3 separate regions of the Homo sapiens genome follow, and regions 1 and 3 are each linked to region 2. The links are chromatin loops, found by intact Hi-C in ENCODE. Cell type or tissue: ascending aorta. All regions are shown on one strand.

Region 1 (2,500 bases), 180 kb before region 2:
TGGGATTACAGACACGAGCCACAGCACCAAGCCTTGCCTCCTGAATCTCTATCTTATCCCCTCGGCCTCTTCCCTGATCCAGGCTCCACTCTCTCCTACCTGAATCCCTGCCAGAGCCACCTCCTGGGCTACTGGCTTCCAGTCTCATTCCTCCAGTTCTGGACCAACTATGACCTTGTCCTCCACTACTCTCAACCCTTCCATGGCTCTCCACTACCCCCTCACCCTCAGGACAAAGTCCAAGCTCCTCAGCCTGGCCTCTGCTCATCTCTTCGGCCTCCTCCAGCCTTACAGTTCCCCTGCTGGCCATACAGACTTGACTGGCCTTCCGCTTAGGCACCTGCACGCAGTACTGCTCCTGCATGCCTCCCTGTCTTTGGTCACGCTGAAACACCCTCCCCACACCCATTTTGCCTGGCATCTCCACTTTGCCTGGCACCTTCTGCTCCTCCAAGATCCAGCTCCAATGGCCCCTCCCCTGGAAACCCTTTCCCGACCACGCCAAACTCAAAAAAGTCTCTCCTGGGCTCCCACCGTCTCCGCACACCCATGCCCATCAACGTCCATCCTCCCATCTGACCCGGGCTCCTTGAGGGCACGGCCCAGGCCTGACTCATCTTGGTCACCAGCATCGCCCAGCACGAGGCTTGGCACACCAGAAGCCTCAGGAAATGTTTGTCTAACTAATAGGTGGGAGAGTGTGTGAGTGAGTGGCTAGACGAGGGAATCCGTGAGTGAGAGAATTGAGGGCAGGAAGGGCAGAACGGATGAAGGAACAGGAAGGCAGGAGCAGACGAGAATCAGGCTTAGGGTGGGAGGAACGGATGGATGAATAACAGATCCAGTATCCCGGTCTCAGTTTCTCCAAGAAAGCAAGATGGGTTCGCCGGGACTGAGCTCCTCCCCCCTCCGCCTCAAGCCTCACTAAGCCTCACGGTTTTCCACCCGAGCTATGTGCAGAATCCTAATACTAGGCGTGCTGGAAAGGGCTTACCCGGCCAGACTCGGAGAACCCGTTCCCTCGCGAGCCCGCTCGGGCCTCTGCGGAGTGGACCAGGATTCCGATCCCTCAGGTTCCGGGTCTATTGGCCGACTGACTGGGCCTGGCAGAGACTGGCGTCTCCGAAAGCCTATCGCTGCCCGAGTTGGGCTGTGGGCCCCGCCTACCAGGCAAAGGGTCCTGAGTGGCCCAGGGAGGTAGAAGGCCGAGTGTCCATTGGCTGGAAGATAGTGACTGACGTCATGGATAGCTTTCGCCGCCAGACTCCAAAGAAGCGCCTCGCGTGTCGGACCCGCCTCCGGAGGGACTGAGTCGGGGTGGGAGCCCTGGGCGTAGACGGTCGCAGAATGGTCGTGAATGGAGTTTCTGGCCCCACATACCTAGGCTGTTTGCTGACCCGATCCTTGGGTCTTGAGGAAGGTTGGGGATTTGAGAGTTCAGACTCCTTGGTTCTGAAGGAGGAGAAGTCTGGGACCCGAGGAAGGAGGGACTAGGGGCCCGGACTCCTGGGTCAGAGGGAGGAGGGGGCTGGAAACCTGAAGGTTTGGTGTCTAGGAGCGGGAACTCCGGGATCTTGAGTCACTCGCCCGCCCAGGGATGACAGGTTTGGGGTTCAGGATTTTATGAGGCTATTTATGGGAAGGGAGCCAGGCCTTACCCCCAGGCAAGTGTTCTGGGTAATGAGGCGGAGCTTGTAATGGAGAGGGAGAAGGAAGAGGCTCAGGGGAAGCTCTGGCCTGGATATGCCCTTTCCTCATCCCGAAAAGGGAAGTCAGAGGCAGGTGCTGTCTGCAAAAGGAACCCAGAGCTAGAGGAGACTGGAGACTCACGTGAGACTAAGAGAAAAATAGAGATACCAAAGGGGAGATGGCAAAAATAAAACAGTAATAATAACAGAGCTCTCTTGTACTGAGTTTACTGTGGCCTGGTTCTGTGCTGAGCATTTTACATAATTATCTCATGTCTTCCTCGCCACAGCTCTGAGAGATTGGATTATTATTAGTAGTATTATCCCCAGTTTACAAGTGAGAAAATTGAGGCCTAGTGAGGGAGAATCCAGATACAGATGTAAAGATACAAGAGAGACACAAAACATAGATGGAGATAAACAAAGAGTTACAGGCCCAGAGAGAAAAAAGAAAACGCAGGCAACAAACAAAAGGAGAGGGGCTGAGAGCTGGGACTCCTGGGGCTGGGGAACTGGAGAGCTGGGGACCCGGACTCCTGGGTCCTGGGGAAAGCAGGTCCAAGGATGGGGTCTCCCAGATATTTTCTCCCGTGAATCCACGATACTAAGCTTGTCCAACCCTTCTGACTGTGGGCGTGAGCCTGGTTGGGGTCGAAAATAGTGATTAGGAGGTGCACTTGCATCATGAGCCTATTAGGAGGTGATAAGAACATGATTCATGGCGGTCTCCTTCGCCTGGAAGGGACCTTTCCCCCATGGCCTCTGTTCTTTGATCTGGACAGATCTGGCCTTCTCTGTCCCTCCCCATCACT
Region 2 (2,500 bases):
GGCTAATTTTGTATTTTTAGTAGAGATGGGGTTTCTCCATGTTGGTCAGACTGGTCTCGAACTCCCGACCTCAGGTGATCCGCCCGCCTCGGCCTCCCAAAGTGCTGGGAATGCAGGCGTGAGCCACCGCACCTGGCGTTTGTTTGTTTCTTGAGACAAAGTCTCGCCCTGTGGCCCAGGCTGGAGTGCAGTGGCACTATCTCTGCTTACTGCTCCCTGGTTCAAGAGATTCTCTTGTCTCAGCCTCCCAAGTAGTTGGGATTTCAGGCGCGTGCCACCACATCCGGCTAAGAACAGACAGGGTTTCATCATGTTGGCCAGGCTGGTCTCGAACTCCTGGCCTCGTGTGATCCGCCCACCTCGGCTTCTCAAAGTGCTGGGATTACAGACGTGAGCTACCGCGCGCAGCCGATTCTTTTGAATTCACTGCTACAGCTCAGGCAGAGCCAGTACTGGGCCAGTGCTAGGCAGGACCCAGATCTCCCGACTCCCAAGAGGAGTTAATTGCGGGGGTGGGAAGAGGTCCAGGGAGGGGACTTGTCTCAAGTACATGCAGGTCCTGACCTTGAGTCACCTAAGTGGGGGGCGTGGCGACCGTCACACCCAAGGCCCCGCGGTAAGGGGACACGCATACACCACAGCCTAGACTCCCTGACAGACCCTCTCTAGTTGTTGCAAGTTAGGGAGCGGGTATCTGGGCGACCCTGGAGGGCAGAGATTGGAAGGGGTTACGGAGGGGCCGTTTTGGCTCTGGGTGGAGACATCTGACTGTGATGGGGGTCGTGATGGACGCCATCGAGATGTACACAGTCGGAATGGAGGGTTCTGTTGCCGCTTGGAAGGAGGTATCCGTCCTGAACGTGAGATGAGGGAATTCTGGTTTTGATCAGGGGAAGGAACTTATAGACTGCGGGGGTGGTGGTGGGGGGGCGGGATTTCCATTTGGGATCACGAGAGAGCACAGTTGAGATGTAGATCCCTGGTTGTCACTAGAAGTGAGGGACAATCTAATGGAGGAGTGCCCAGGACCAGATCATATAAGGCCTGGGAGTTTACTGGGAGACGGGAAAGTAGTGATTGTGTTACTTTGCCACGGGCAACTAGGGGCAGTGGTGATGTGGGCGTCTAGCTCGTGATCAGGAGGGGGCTGTAGTTTATGAGATGAGTAGTTACAACTACTCGTGACGTGGCGCTACATGGCCCCGGTGGCTTGAGTCACGGGCAGGAAGTAGGGACCTGGAACCGGGTACCAGATACAGCCCAAGAGGCGGCGTGCTCTCGCTCTGCGCAAGCGCAGCACTCGCGAACCAAGATGCTTCGGTTGGGGGCAGGTCAAGCGGCCCAGGAAGGGCGGGGCTTGGAGGCCTCGTTCTGCGCATGCGCCGAAGGGGCGTGGCGGTCGCACCTGCGCGAGTTGGGGGAAGGAGGAGGGGCGAGGTGACGCAGGCGTAATAATAGAGAAGGTGCCAGAAAGATCCAAAACAAGTGGCTGCGGCCGTCGCCCAGGAGTCATCGGACGCCAGAATCTGGTGAGGATCCAGAGAGGCCTAATGGTGACTGGTGGCGGGTAGACAGGACCACCTGGGCTCTGGGGAGCGGGCGGGGCCGCCCTTGCAGGGCGAGGGGGTCGGGTTCGGACGGTACCACCTGTGTGGAGCAAAGGGGCTGCCTGGGTCGCTCCTCTGTGTAGGGGGCAGAGGGTCACTTTCGGGAGGTACCACTTGCGTAGAGCCGGGGGACTCATCAGACGGTACCGCTGGACGGAGAAAAGGGGCTCGTCTGGGCAGTCCTACCCAGAGTCAGGGGCAGTCAGCAGGGAGCCCCGGGGTGGGCCCCGAGGCTTGTTTGGGCCGCATCGTTTGGTCAGGTCCGGAGGCGAGCTCCGAACGTAGCACGGTGGTGGGGGCAGAAGCCGAGCGGGCTCCGGCGTCCCGACCTGTTCTTAGGGGACCTCGGGCGGGACCATTCCCTCCCGGGGGAGGGGGAGGCCGAGGCGGTTGGGGGTGCGGGAGCGGCCCTGCCCGGCGCGATTGGGCGGGGGAGACGCGCTGGCGGTGTGGGGTTCGGGCCTCCGCGTCGCTGACCACTGCCCCCTCCCCGCTGTGTGGGTTCTAGGCCGGGTTCTGAGCTTGTTCCGCCTCCCTCCCCCGGGAATGGCGCTATCCGGGTCGACCCCGGCCCCGTGCTGGGAGGAGGATGAGTGCCTGGACTACTACGGGATGCTGTCGCTTCACCGTATGTTCGAGGTGGTGGGCGGGCAACTGACCGAGTGCGAGCTGGAGCTCCTGGCCTTTCTGCTGGATGAGGCTCCTGGCGCCGCCGGAGGCTTAGCCCGGGCCCGCAGCGGCCTAGAGCTCCTGCTGGAGCTGGAGCGCCGCGGGCAGTGCGACGAGAGCAACCTGCGGCTGCTGGGGCAACTCCTGCGCGTGCTGGCCCGCCACGACCTGCTGCCGCACCTGGCGCGCAAGCGGCGCCGGCCAGGTACGGTTGAATGGGAGGG
Region 3 (2,500 bases), 330 kb after region 2:
TGAATCCGGGAGGCGGAGGTTGCAGTGAGCTGAGATCGCGCCACTGCACTCCAGCCTGGTAACAGAAGTGAGACTTCGTCTCAAAAATAAATAAATAAATAAATAAAACAAAATAAAACAGAGAGCATTGCTTCAGAGCATGGGGAGCCCCCACCCTACCCTTCAGAAACTAAAATCTGAACCAAAGCTCTGAGACACATCATGTCTTCTTATGGATGCCTGGAAAAGTCACGGGTATGTGGTCACTATGGCCTAGGCAGGAGTGCAAGTTGGATACGGCTGCTCCACAGAGGCTTGGGGGTTGGAGATGATGGAGGCGAGGAGTGTCGCCTGTTTAGGAGGAGGGGTTTGGGGGAGTCCCACAAAGGCTGGAGAATTATAGGTGAAGCTGTCAGAGAATAGATGGATCTATAGGCAACTGACAAGGCCTGGGGGGTCCAGCAGAGGGAACACTGCGTGCATGGGGCGCTGGGGGGTTAGGGCTGGTTTAGAAGGTCCATGGGTTGGGGGGCCACATGGGTGTTGAGTTCTATGGAGGTCTCAGGGTCTATAATGTGTTGAGCAGGTGACTCAGGGTCTCCAAGAACTTCTGGAGCCTTAAAGAACCTAAAAGAGTCGTTGGAATGTGTAACTCCCCAGATTCTATTTGACACACAGTGGGTCTAAAGGATCCAGGGATCATACAGGATCATGATTCTATAGGGACAGCTGCCAGTCTGTGGAACCTCTGGAGACTTAAAAGGGACTCAGAATTCCATAGGGGTGCGTGGTGGGTCCCGAGACCCATGGTCTATAGAGCCCCGGATTCTAGGGGATGCCACTGGTCTATGAGGACCCCACGTCTATAAGAAGCCAGTTCTCCATGGGGGGCTGGCAGGAACCTGGAGGGTCTGTAAGACTTTATACGGAATGAGGCGGGTCTACACGAGACCCAAATCTTACATGGACGTGGCGGGTCTTACGCGGGCCCTAAATCCTACGGGGGACGTGGCAGTGTGCACGGCCAGGGATGCCGGGGAGGACGTGCAGAGTCAGGGTCTGACACCCGCTGGGGACCGCGTCCCTCACCTGCTCCAGGTGGAAAGAGAAGCCATCGCCGCCACCGGAACCGAAGCCTCCGCGCTCGGGCTCCGCACTCTCCCCACCCCTGCCGCCGCGTCGCTCTAGCCGCCCTGAGTCCACCTTTGCGCCCAGCTCCACTCCTCCTGCCAGCCGCTCTAGCCCGGCTCCTGCCGGGCTCCGGCCCCGACGACTCTACTCCTCCCGCCGGCCGCTCTAGCGCTGTACTGCGCCACGCAGGCCAGATAGGGCCGCTCTGGCCTGTCTTGGAGGGCCAGCGTTTCCGTATCTCGACTGCCCCCGTCACTCCCCGGGCCCCGCCCCGCGCCCGGAGGTGCAGATGGGTCCAACTCCTCCCGAGTTCGATCGGAGATCTCCTAGTCACCCCAGCGCTGAGCACTCGGACGGCGGACTGGGGCTCCCCGTCCTATTAGTCTCCCCACTTAGGGGACCCGCTGAATTTCCAATCCTCGTACATCAATCCCCTCCGTCTCCCACCCCCAGCCCCTTCCTTTGGAACCGGAAAAGCAATAGTCTTGAGTTCCAGCACAACTTTCCCTCTGACATGCAGTGTAATCTGCAAAAAGTAATGACTTCTCTGTAGACCTCAGTCTTCCCATCCGTACAATGGGAGAAGGCCTCCAGCTCTCTCCCTACACCTGTCTCTCACGGTATAATTAATGACCTAGAAAAGAGCTTTCCGAAAACTCTTTCAAATGCACTCTGCAACTTTCAGCTTCACAGCGACCCTCGTCGTTGTTGTTATTGTTGTTTTTCATTTTTAGGTGGCCCTAAAGCATGCGGGGGTTGGAGGATGGCGCTTTGCGGAAAGCACGTGCGAGTTCAAATCCCAACTCCACACTTTCTCACGATGTGCGTTCCCTGGGACGAGTCGGTTTGGCTCCCCGGGCCTCGGTTTCCCCACCCGTACAATGGTAGTGATCGTCCGTTCTCCACTGAGCAGGTGGGAGGCCTTGGCCCCGGCCTCGCACCGTTCGTCCCCACCTATGGGGCACTCGTCAAGTGTGAGTTCTCCCCTCTTTGCTCCCTTTGACAGATGGGAAAACTGAGGCCCAAGGAGGGGCGGCCGCTGGTTCCGTGGGGTCCGAAGGGGGCCCCTCCGCTGCCGGCAGCGCCCCAGCCCCTCCCTCCTCCTCCCCACTTCCCCCAACAGCCGAGGGGAGGAGGCCGGGCGGGGCCGGGGACCGAGTACCTGGTGTCCGCGCGGAGGTGACCGGCGGGGCGCCCGAGGTCGGGCTCGGCGATCCCGGGCCCTGGGTCCCGGCTCCCGCTTCCTGGCTCTGGCGGGGCAGGAAGTCGGGGCGTTTTTCCGGAGGCCCCCGCCCCGCCGCCCCTCCCCGCTTCCTGCCCGCGCCCCGCGCCCGCCCGGCACCTCCGCTTCCTTCCCCTTCTCGCCGCTTGCCCGCCCCTCCTTTCCCCG

Evidence for each region. A loop is a pair of places that touch in the nucleus more often than their neighbours do. Peaks named below come from ENCODE experiments on the same cell type or tissue, not always from the same donor. Only the 100,000 strongest peaks of a DNase experiment are listed, where the experiment ranks them.
Region 1: a loop joins it to region 2, with 5 times the contacts of the local background. A loop is called at or near these places in 3 of 110 quality-filtered maps.
Region 3: a loop joins it to region 2, with 5 times the contacts of the local background. A loop is called at or near these places in 2 of 110 quality-filtered maps.

Annotation. Positions count from the first base shown.
Region 1 is chr19:42,395,719-42,398,218 of GRCh38, reverse strand. It overlaps LIPE-AS1 (LIPE antisense RNA 1), which reads right to left and starts at 1,071. Exons shown (of 3, transcript NR_073180.1): 1 at 995-1,071. LOC101930071 (a long non-coding RNA gene) reads right to left here and starts at 1,091. Exons shown (of 2, transcript NR_126041.1): 1 at 995-1,091. RefSeq lists enhancers at 3-686, 687-1,370, 1,225-1,384, 1,405-1,544. In ascending aorta, no CTCF peak of the experiment used is centred here; DNase peaks (open chromatin) are centred at 613, 1,138 and 1,608; H3K4me3 peaks cover 1,776 bases; H3K27ac peaks cover 1,087 bases.
Region 2 is chr19:42,216,661-42,219,160 of GRCh38, reverse strand. It overlaps DEDD2 (death effector domain containing 2), which reads left to right and starts at 1,484. Exons shown (of 5, transcript NM_133328.4): 1 at 1,484-1,529; 2 at 2,116-2,481. The coding sequence starts at 2,154. RefSeq lists enhancers at 1-248, 249-1,125 and silencers at 1,897-1,996, 2,007-2,066, 2,148-2,353. In ascending aorta, no CTCF peak of the experiment used is centred here; DNase peaks (open chromatin) are centred at 450, 1,290, 2,000, 2,172 and 2 weaker places; H3K4me3 peaks cover 1,763 bases; H3K27ac peaks cover 2,423 bases.
Region 3 is chr19:41,883,062-41,885,561 of GRCh38, reverse strand. It overlaps ARHGEF1 (Rho guanine nucleotide exchange factor 1), which reads right to left and starts at 2,378. Exons shown (of 29, transcript NM_004706.4): 1 at 2,273-2,378. RefSeq lists an enhancer at 1,094-1,303 and silencers at 1,170-1,319, 2,184-2,500. In ascending aorta, no CTCF peak of the experiment used is centred here; DNase peaks (open chromatin) are centred at 1,291 and 2,445; H3K4me3 peaks cover 2,500 bases; H3K27ac peaks cover 1,116 bases.